Regions from separate parts of the Mus musculus genome. Here regions 1 and 2 are each linked to region 3. Evidence: chromatin loops called from intact Hi-C (ENCODE). Cell type or tissue: heart. All regions are shown on one strand.

Evidence for each region. Peaks named below come from ENCODE experiments on the same cell type or tissue, not always from the same donor. Only the 100,000 strongest peaks of a DNase experiment are listed, where the experiment ranks them.
Region 1: a loop joins it to region 3, with 5 times the contacts of the local background. A loop is called at or near these places in 19 of 42 quality-filtered maps.
Region 2: it touches region 3 in a loop (9-fold over the local background); 34 of 42 quality-filtered maps call a loop at or near these places.

Annotation. Positions count from the first base shown.
Region 1 is chr2:132,059,094-132,061,593 of GRCm38, reverse strand. It overlaps Slc23a2 (solute carrier family 23 (nucleobase transporters), member 2), which reads left to right. Exons shown (of 16, transcript NM_018824.2): 14 at 794-931. Among named protein-coding and RNA genes, the nearest start is that of Gm31179, 30 kb to the right of the region's middle. In heart, a CTCF peak has its summit at 1,465 (motif pointing right); no DNase peak of the experiment used is centred here.
Region 2 is chr2:132,241,273-132,243,772 of GRCm38, reverse strand. All of the region lies in intron 3 of Tmem230 (transmembrane protein 230), which reads left to right. Among named protein-coding and RNA genes, the nearest start is that of Tmem230, 5.3 kb to the left of the region's middle. In heart, no CTCF peak of the experiment used is centred here; no DNase peak of the experiment used is centred here.
Region 3 is chr2:131,981,568-131,984,067 of GRCm38, reverse strand. No RefSeq gene overlaps it. Among named protein-coding and RNA genes, the nearest start is that of Prnd, 32 kb to the right of the region's middle. In heart, a CTCF peak has its summit at 1,320 (motif pointing left); no DNase peak of the experiment used is centred here; H3K27ac peaks cover 469 bases.

The DNA of each region.
Region 1 (2,500 bases), 78 kb before region 3:
AAATAAATAAATGGTGTGAAAGTCACCTCCTACACAGTAGCTAATTCTTAATGGAAATCTAACAATAAATCTAATGGTTTCCACTTTAAATTGTAAAAGATGGTGCTTCAGAAACATAAAGATTTGCATCAGTGCCCAAGCTAAAGGTATGTTAAAAATAGAAGCAATCACTAAGAAAATGATATGAAAATTAAGATAAAATCTAATCTTTTTAATTTAGAATTTCTATTTGACTTAACTCAGATATATTGCCCCAATAAATGAACCCTTTCAACTGGCATTTTCATAGTGGGACTTTGGATTTGATCTGCACCTTTCAGATACAGTCATTGTGGACATGCACCAGAGTTCTAGTGTGGATTTAATCAGAATGCTTAGAGAAAGCAAGAGATGGCTCAGCACTTAGAGCACTCGTTGCTCTGAGGGAACCTGGGTTCAATTCCCAGCCCCCACATGGTGACTTACAAGTCCAGTTACAGAGCACCTGACACTTCTGGCCTCTGGGCACCAGGCGCACACTTGGTACACAGACATAAACTAAGCTGAACCATTGCCTGTCTACTTGATTCAAAGAAAATATAGTGTGATGCTTGTGTGTGATGTAATAATTCGGGTCAGAGATGGGTGGTGGTATTTCACCGACCCTCTCTTTCTGCCACTGCACTGGTCTGCAGGCTGATTTCTGAGGGCCAGAGAAAGGACACGTGGGAGTCTGTTCTCGGCCTCCGGGGTAGCCTGTGGGCGTGCCGCAGCCGAGCTCAGTGCGACTGTGTTCTGACGCTTCTCCCTCCAGGAATGATCACGGCGGTCGGCCTCTCGAACCTGCAGTTCATTGACTTGAATTCTTCCCGGAACCTGTTTGTGCTTGGATTCTCCATCTTCTTTGGCCTTGTTCTTCCAAGTTACCTCCGACAAAACCCTCTGGTTACAGGTAGGCGAGAGAGCTCTTGAATCTTGGGTAGGGCAGTTGGGATTTCAACCATAGAGTCACAAATAGCTCTTGTAATGGGAAGGGACCTTGGAACCTCTGCTGTGTATTGCCGAATGTTTTTTCTCTGCCTTCCTTCTGAATCTTACTCTGATTATTTCTCTGGAAGCCACCAGGACATCCCATATTAGCATGTGCCTCCATACTTGCTTGGAGGTGCCTTCGGATTGGTGGACAGTTGATATGGATGGCTAAGGTCTCACTGCTTTGTTTTGTTTTTGTTTGTTCAGTTGGTTGGTTTTTCAAGACGTGGCTTCTCTCTAGCTCTGGCTTTCCAGAGAACACTATCTGTAGACCAGACGGGCCTCAATGTATAGAGATCCGCCTGCCTTTGCCTCCCAAGTGCTGGGATTAAAGGCACCCGCCACCACGCCTGGCTTTTCTTTCTTTTTTTCACTTTTTCTGTTTTATTTTACATGTGTGAATGTTTTCCCTGCATTTGTGTACATGCTCATCAGCTGCGTGTAGTGCCAGAAGAGGGCATCAGCTCTCCCTGGAACCAGAGAAACAGAAGGATGAGAGGCACCATGTAGGTGTTAGAAACCAAACCTGCCTCTGCCAGAACAGTAGGCACACTTACCCGATGAATCGTCATCTCACTGGCCCTCGGGGGATCATTGTTTAAATGGGTGCCTCTCCTTTGTCTCTGTAAAACTTTTGATTTCTCAGACTCATACTGTATTAAATTGTATAATTCCTTAAAACTCAACTTCACAGGCTCTGATATAAATTTTTCTGTTTTCAATTCAAGAATACCAAATTAGGGCCTAGAAAGATGGCTCAGCCGTTATGAGCTCCTTTTTAAAAAAATTTTAATATTTAATTTATGAGCATGAGTGTTTTGCCTGCATGTATTTATATCTACCACATGTGTGCCTTGTACCTGAGAAGGTCACATGAGGGCTTTGGATCCCCTGGGACTAGAGTTAAAGACAGTTGTGAGCTATGTGTGTTCTTGGAATTGAACCTGGGTCTTCTACAAGATGATCAGGTGTTTCTAACCAGCAACTCAACTCTGCATCCAGCCCTGTGAGCCCTTAATAGTCTTGTAGAGGCCCTGGGTCCAGTTTTCAGCATCCACATGGAAGCTCACAACTGCCTGAACTGGAAGTCTAAAGCTGTCTTCTGACCTCTGCAAGCACTGCATGCAGATAGTGCCCAGACCCATGCAAGCAGACACACATCCACACAAGAAACAAGTCTCTAAATAAAGAGTGCCTATTCAGGTTCTACTCTTTACAACCCTGCTGTCATGCAGCATGGACAAAGGGGGAACCTTTTTAAGAAGTATCTGTTGCTACTGATATATGTTACAATTGAGTAATTCAGGACCATTTGTTCAAATATTTTACCTACATAGGCTTTCATATGTAGTCCAGATTGTCACTGAACACACTTAATAGGCAAGGCTGACCTTGAACCTTTAATCGTTTCCTCCTCCCAAGTGCTGTGGCCACAGGCATGTACTACCTACCATACCTGGCTCAAAATGACTAGGCAGGTAATCTACAT
Region 2 (2,500 bases), 260 kb before region 3:
CTTCTGAGATAGTTTAGAATAATGCAGCTTTGCCTGGGTTTAGTCTTCCAGACTAGTACATGGCTGTAGCTAGACTAACATACCATGGTTGTAGTTTTACCGAAGTGTAGACGTGCTGATGGGTGTTAGGGGTGAAGCAGTGAGGTTTGTGTAAGTGTGTGGCCACTACACCTTATAAGTGGGTTCCTCTTTCCATTGATTTGGTAAGAGTTCTGTTGAGTTTCAGTATTCAAACCCTAAGTGGTGCTTGGTGGTGCTTTCCCTTGGATGTTTATATATTCTCTGTCTTAAATTATCCTAACTAGGCTGGGCATGATGGAACACCGCTTTAATCCTACCACTCAGGAGGCAGAGGCAGAGGCAGATGGATCTCTGAGTTCCAGGATAACCAATGCTACACAAAGAAACCCTGTCTTGCAGGGGTGGGGTGTGACCCTAAGCAGTATTCTTTTTGGGGGAGGGAAGAAAAGATTTATTTTATTTTATTTTATTTTAAAGTTATAGGTCATCATTGAGAGAAGTTAAGCAATATTCTAACCATAATACAGATCCATTTTTTTTCTCTCTCACACTAGAAAAAATGTAGTTCCTTTTTGGTGCTTTACACAGTTACAAGCAGCAAAAATAAAGCATCCAGTTTCTGAGGTGACAATTGACACATGTTATTACAGCTGAAGCACTATTTGGGTTAGTTTTTATTGTTGTTGTTTTCTTTTGTTTTTGTCTTTTAAGATTTACTTATTTATATAAGTACATTGTAGCTGTCTTCAGACACACCAGAAGAGGGCATTGGATCCCATTACAGATGGTTGTGAGCCACCATGTGGTTGCCAGGAACTGAACTGAGAACCTCTGGAAGAGCAGTCAGTTCTCTTAACCACTGAGCCATCTCTCCAACCCTATTTTTATTTTTTTAAGACAGGGTCTCTCTACAAAGCCTTGGCTGTCCTAGAATTCACTATGTAGACCAGGCTGGCCTTTAATTTAGAGATCCTCCTGCCTCTGCCTCTGCCTCCAGAGTGCTGAGACTAGAAGTGTGTGCCACCACACCCCACTGCCACTTAAGTAATATTATCCAGTCCTTAGAGACAAGACAAAAAGGGTGCTATGTTTAAAACTAAGAACTTGAAAAAAGTGGTAGGGAGATTGCTTTGTCAAAAGAGTGCTTAAGGGGCTGGAGAGATGGCTCAGCAGTTAAGAGCACTCACTGACTGCTCTTCCAGGGTTCCTGAATTCAAATCCCAGCAACCACATGGTGGCTCACAACCCTCTCTAATGGGATCTGATGCCCTCTTCTGATGTGTCTGAAGACAGCCACAGTGTACTCATATATATAAAATCAACCAATCAATCAATCTTTTTTATTTTTATTTTTTTCCCGAGACAGGGTTTCTCTGTGTAGCTCTGGCTGTCCTGGAACACACTCTGTAGACCAGGCTGGCCTCAAACTCAGAAATCGCCTGCCTCTGCCTCCCAAGTGCTGGGATTAAAGGCATGTGCCACTACTGCCCAGTGAATAAGTCTTTAAAAAAAAAGAAGAAGAAGAAAAAAAGAAAGTGCTTAAGGACAGTGAGGCAGGAGTGGGTGGGTGGGGGAGCATTCTCGTAGAAGCAGGGGGGAGGGGTGGGGTGGGGGGGTTGCAGAGGGGAAACCTGGAAGGAGGATCACATTTGAAGTGTAAATAAATAAAATAACCAATAAAAAAATTGGAAAGAAAGAAAGTGCTTAAGGACCTGGAATCTGACTCCTAGCACCCACATAAAAAGCTCCAAGTGTTGGTATGCATCTGTAGCCCGGCACTGCAGGGTGGAGACACAGTTGAGTCCCCAGAGCTGCCTGGCCAAGCCATTCTAGGCAGATTGGTGAGTACCAGTAAGAGATTCAGTGAGAGGTGAGACTCTTATCTCAAAAAATAAGATTAAGGAAAATAAGAAGAAAAAATGGCTTCACTGTTAATAACCTTTTCTGCTCTTGCAGAGGCCCCCAAGCCTGATTACTAGACCTGAGGTTGGTTGGCTTACAACTGCCTGTAACCCCAGCTCTAGGGCAATTCTCCAAGCCTCTGACCTCTTTCAGCACCTGTGCTTAGGTGCACATTCACAACATAGGGGATAGCTCTGTAGCTAAAAACACTGGCTGCTCTTCCAAGGGGTTAGGTTCAATTTCCAGCACCCATGTGGCTACTCACAACTGTTCAAAAGTCCAGTTCCAGGGCATCCACTGCCTCTGTGGGAATTAGGCACACTTGTGGTGCGCAGACATACATATAGACAAAACAATTATTAATTTGGGGCTTAAGTTCTAGAGGTAGTTAAAGTCCATGACTATCAGTCTCAGAAGAGTCTTTAGACCTGTAAACTGTTGAGACTGAACAACTGTAGGGACTTTTGAAGTTGAACTGATATAGTTTGCATTATGATATAGCTATAAGTCTATAGGAACCAAGGAGTAGAATATGGTGGCTTATGTGAGAACAGCTTCCATAGGCTCAAATATTTGA
Region 3 (2,500 bases):
AGTCAACACTGCAGTCCCAACCCAACCTTTTCTCGGCCATCTTTCTCAATGGTTTACTTCAGCCATGTGCACAGCTCTAGCACTTTGTCATTGGTTCACTTCACCCATGCACACAGCTCTAGCACTTTGTCATTGGTTCACTTCAGCCATGCACACAGCTCTAGCATTTTGCTCACTGTCAGCTCCTTTCTCTATAGTGGAAGCTTCCAGAAAACACAGCTCTCTCTGTTTCGCTCACGGCTGTATTCCTTCTGTTCAAGACACCTTTCTTGCCTGTGCTGAAGGAATGACAGGTTTTCCCAATAGAATGAGTGTATGGCTACATATCTCTGGTAATTCATCCAAGGGTCGGTGGGATAAGAAACGAGCTTCCCTTGGTGGGATGGAATTCAAGTTATATGTTACCCTGGGGTGGAGTGCCAGATCTCTTCCTTTGGCTTCTGGGTAAGAATTTACCAGAGTTCTTTCTTATGATCTTCACCCCATCACACCTGTATCACCCAGCTCAGTTCCACTGTACCATCCTGGTACTTTAGTGCAGTGTCTCAGTGCTCTATGGTGACATCACAGGGCTAGACTGTGACATCACAATGCTCCATGTGAATTCACAATAATGAACTGTGCCATCACACTGCTGCGTTTTTGCCACCACAACATCCCACCCTGACAGCATTGCTGGATGGTGACATCACAGCGTTTATTGTTCTATAACAGTGTGCTACTGTGATATCATAATGTGGTATTGAGTTGTTACACTGCTCCTTTGTGCTATTATCATGCTATCCTTTGACATTAAAGTGCACCAGTGTGTCATTGTGACATCACAGTGCAACAGTGTTCCATGATAATACTGTATTGTGACATCATTATGCTGAATTGTGACATCTTGGAGCATTTCCCTCTGGAGATGGCATACAGTAGAAAGACCAAACATCTTTCTTGTTCTGTCTGGAGTTCTGGATGAAGGATGAGTGTCAGTTTATGTGTCTCTGGGGCACACTTCAACATCAACTTCTGTTCAGGCAGAGCCTTGGGCTGAGGTTCTCCCAGCATGCATTAGGGGAGGTCCTAAATAACTCATCTCCAGAGGGCACCTGTGGAGGCAGGACAGGAGACAGAAGCTCTAGGAGAGATTCAAGGTCATTGTCTATCCCGGAAGGATTTGGAACTAAGGGAAGATTGGCCTCTCTTCAACCTGGCTAGGTGGTAGCTTATGAAAACAAACAAAAACAAACAAATAAAAACTCCCTGCATCTTTCTGTGAGAGGGACTAGACATGGACCCTTGCCTGTCCTGGTTGATGTTAGGATGCCCTCTGGTGGTGACGATGACTGCATAACATCTGCTTCCTAGCTCTACCAGTGATGGGCAAAGTTAGCCTGTACAAGTGCCTGTGCGTGCGTGTGTGTGTGTGTTTGTGTGTGTATGTGTGTGATTTTTCGTTGTGTAGCCCAAATTGACGTGGATTCTAGGCTCTCATACTCATGATTGTAGCCTAGGTAGACCATGTCTTTTACCCTGATGTCCTTACTTGGTTTGTCTATTTGTCCCATACTATTTTGCATAAGTAAGGGGGAAAATGTGATAGCTTCCCACCTTGAACTATGCTTTCCTGAGTTCAGTGGGTTTGGACATAGTTTTTGACGTATTTCTGGTGCATTTTGCACTTCGGTATTTCCCCTTTCTTCTTTTGTTCATTCGTTCATTTGTTCATTCTGTCCTCCTTCTCCCGCCATCTTTTCCTTCCATGTTTCTTTTTTAAAAATTTGAGACAAGGTCACCTTGGATGGTCTGGAAGTCACTATACAGACCAGGTGATCTTGTACTCTCAGCGATCCACCTGCCTCTGCCTGAGCACGGGATTAAAGGCGTGCGTGCTAAGTCTCTCAGCTCTTTTGGTGTTTCCTGTGTCTGGATTCTCAGAATCAAATCTTGACTCCTTTAATGTGAGGCTGTGATCTATGCTGCCCACCTCCCTTTCTTCACTGACCTAATGTATGCAGCATTTATTCTTGTCTCGTGAGGGCTATGCAGAGACTCTTCATGCTGTTTTCCTCAACTGGCAGCAACTACTGCTCTCATTATTGGTTTTAGACTAAAATCCTCACAACCCTGAAAAGACTCAAGAATTATTGCAAAACCCCGAAGGCTGAGGGGATAGCTCACTATCTCTGCCTGTGCTGGACAGGCAGAGAGCATTGAACCTCTGTGACTTATTGGCCAGCCAGTTGAGCCTACTTGGTGAGGTCCAGACCAGTGAGAGACAGACACTGTCTTAAACAGAACAGTGGATGGCTTCCAAGGAAAGCTTAAGGAGAGACACGTGGGGTTGTCCTCTGGCCTTCATATGCACAGACTTGCACACTTGAGTACTCACATACGTGCACATGCGCATGCAAACACACACACCCCACAAGTTAATGATACTGCTCATTTATGAGTAAGCACCGGTACCCATGAAGAATGCTTTCAGTGTGGATGTTGGGTTCGGAGATGGTTG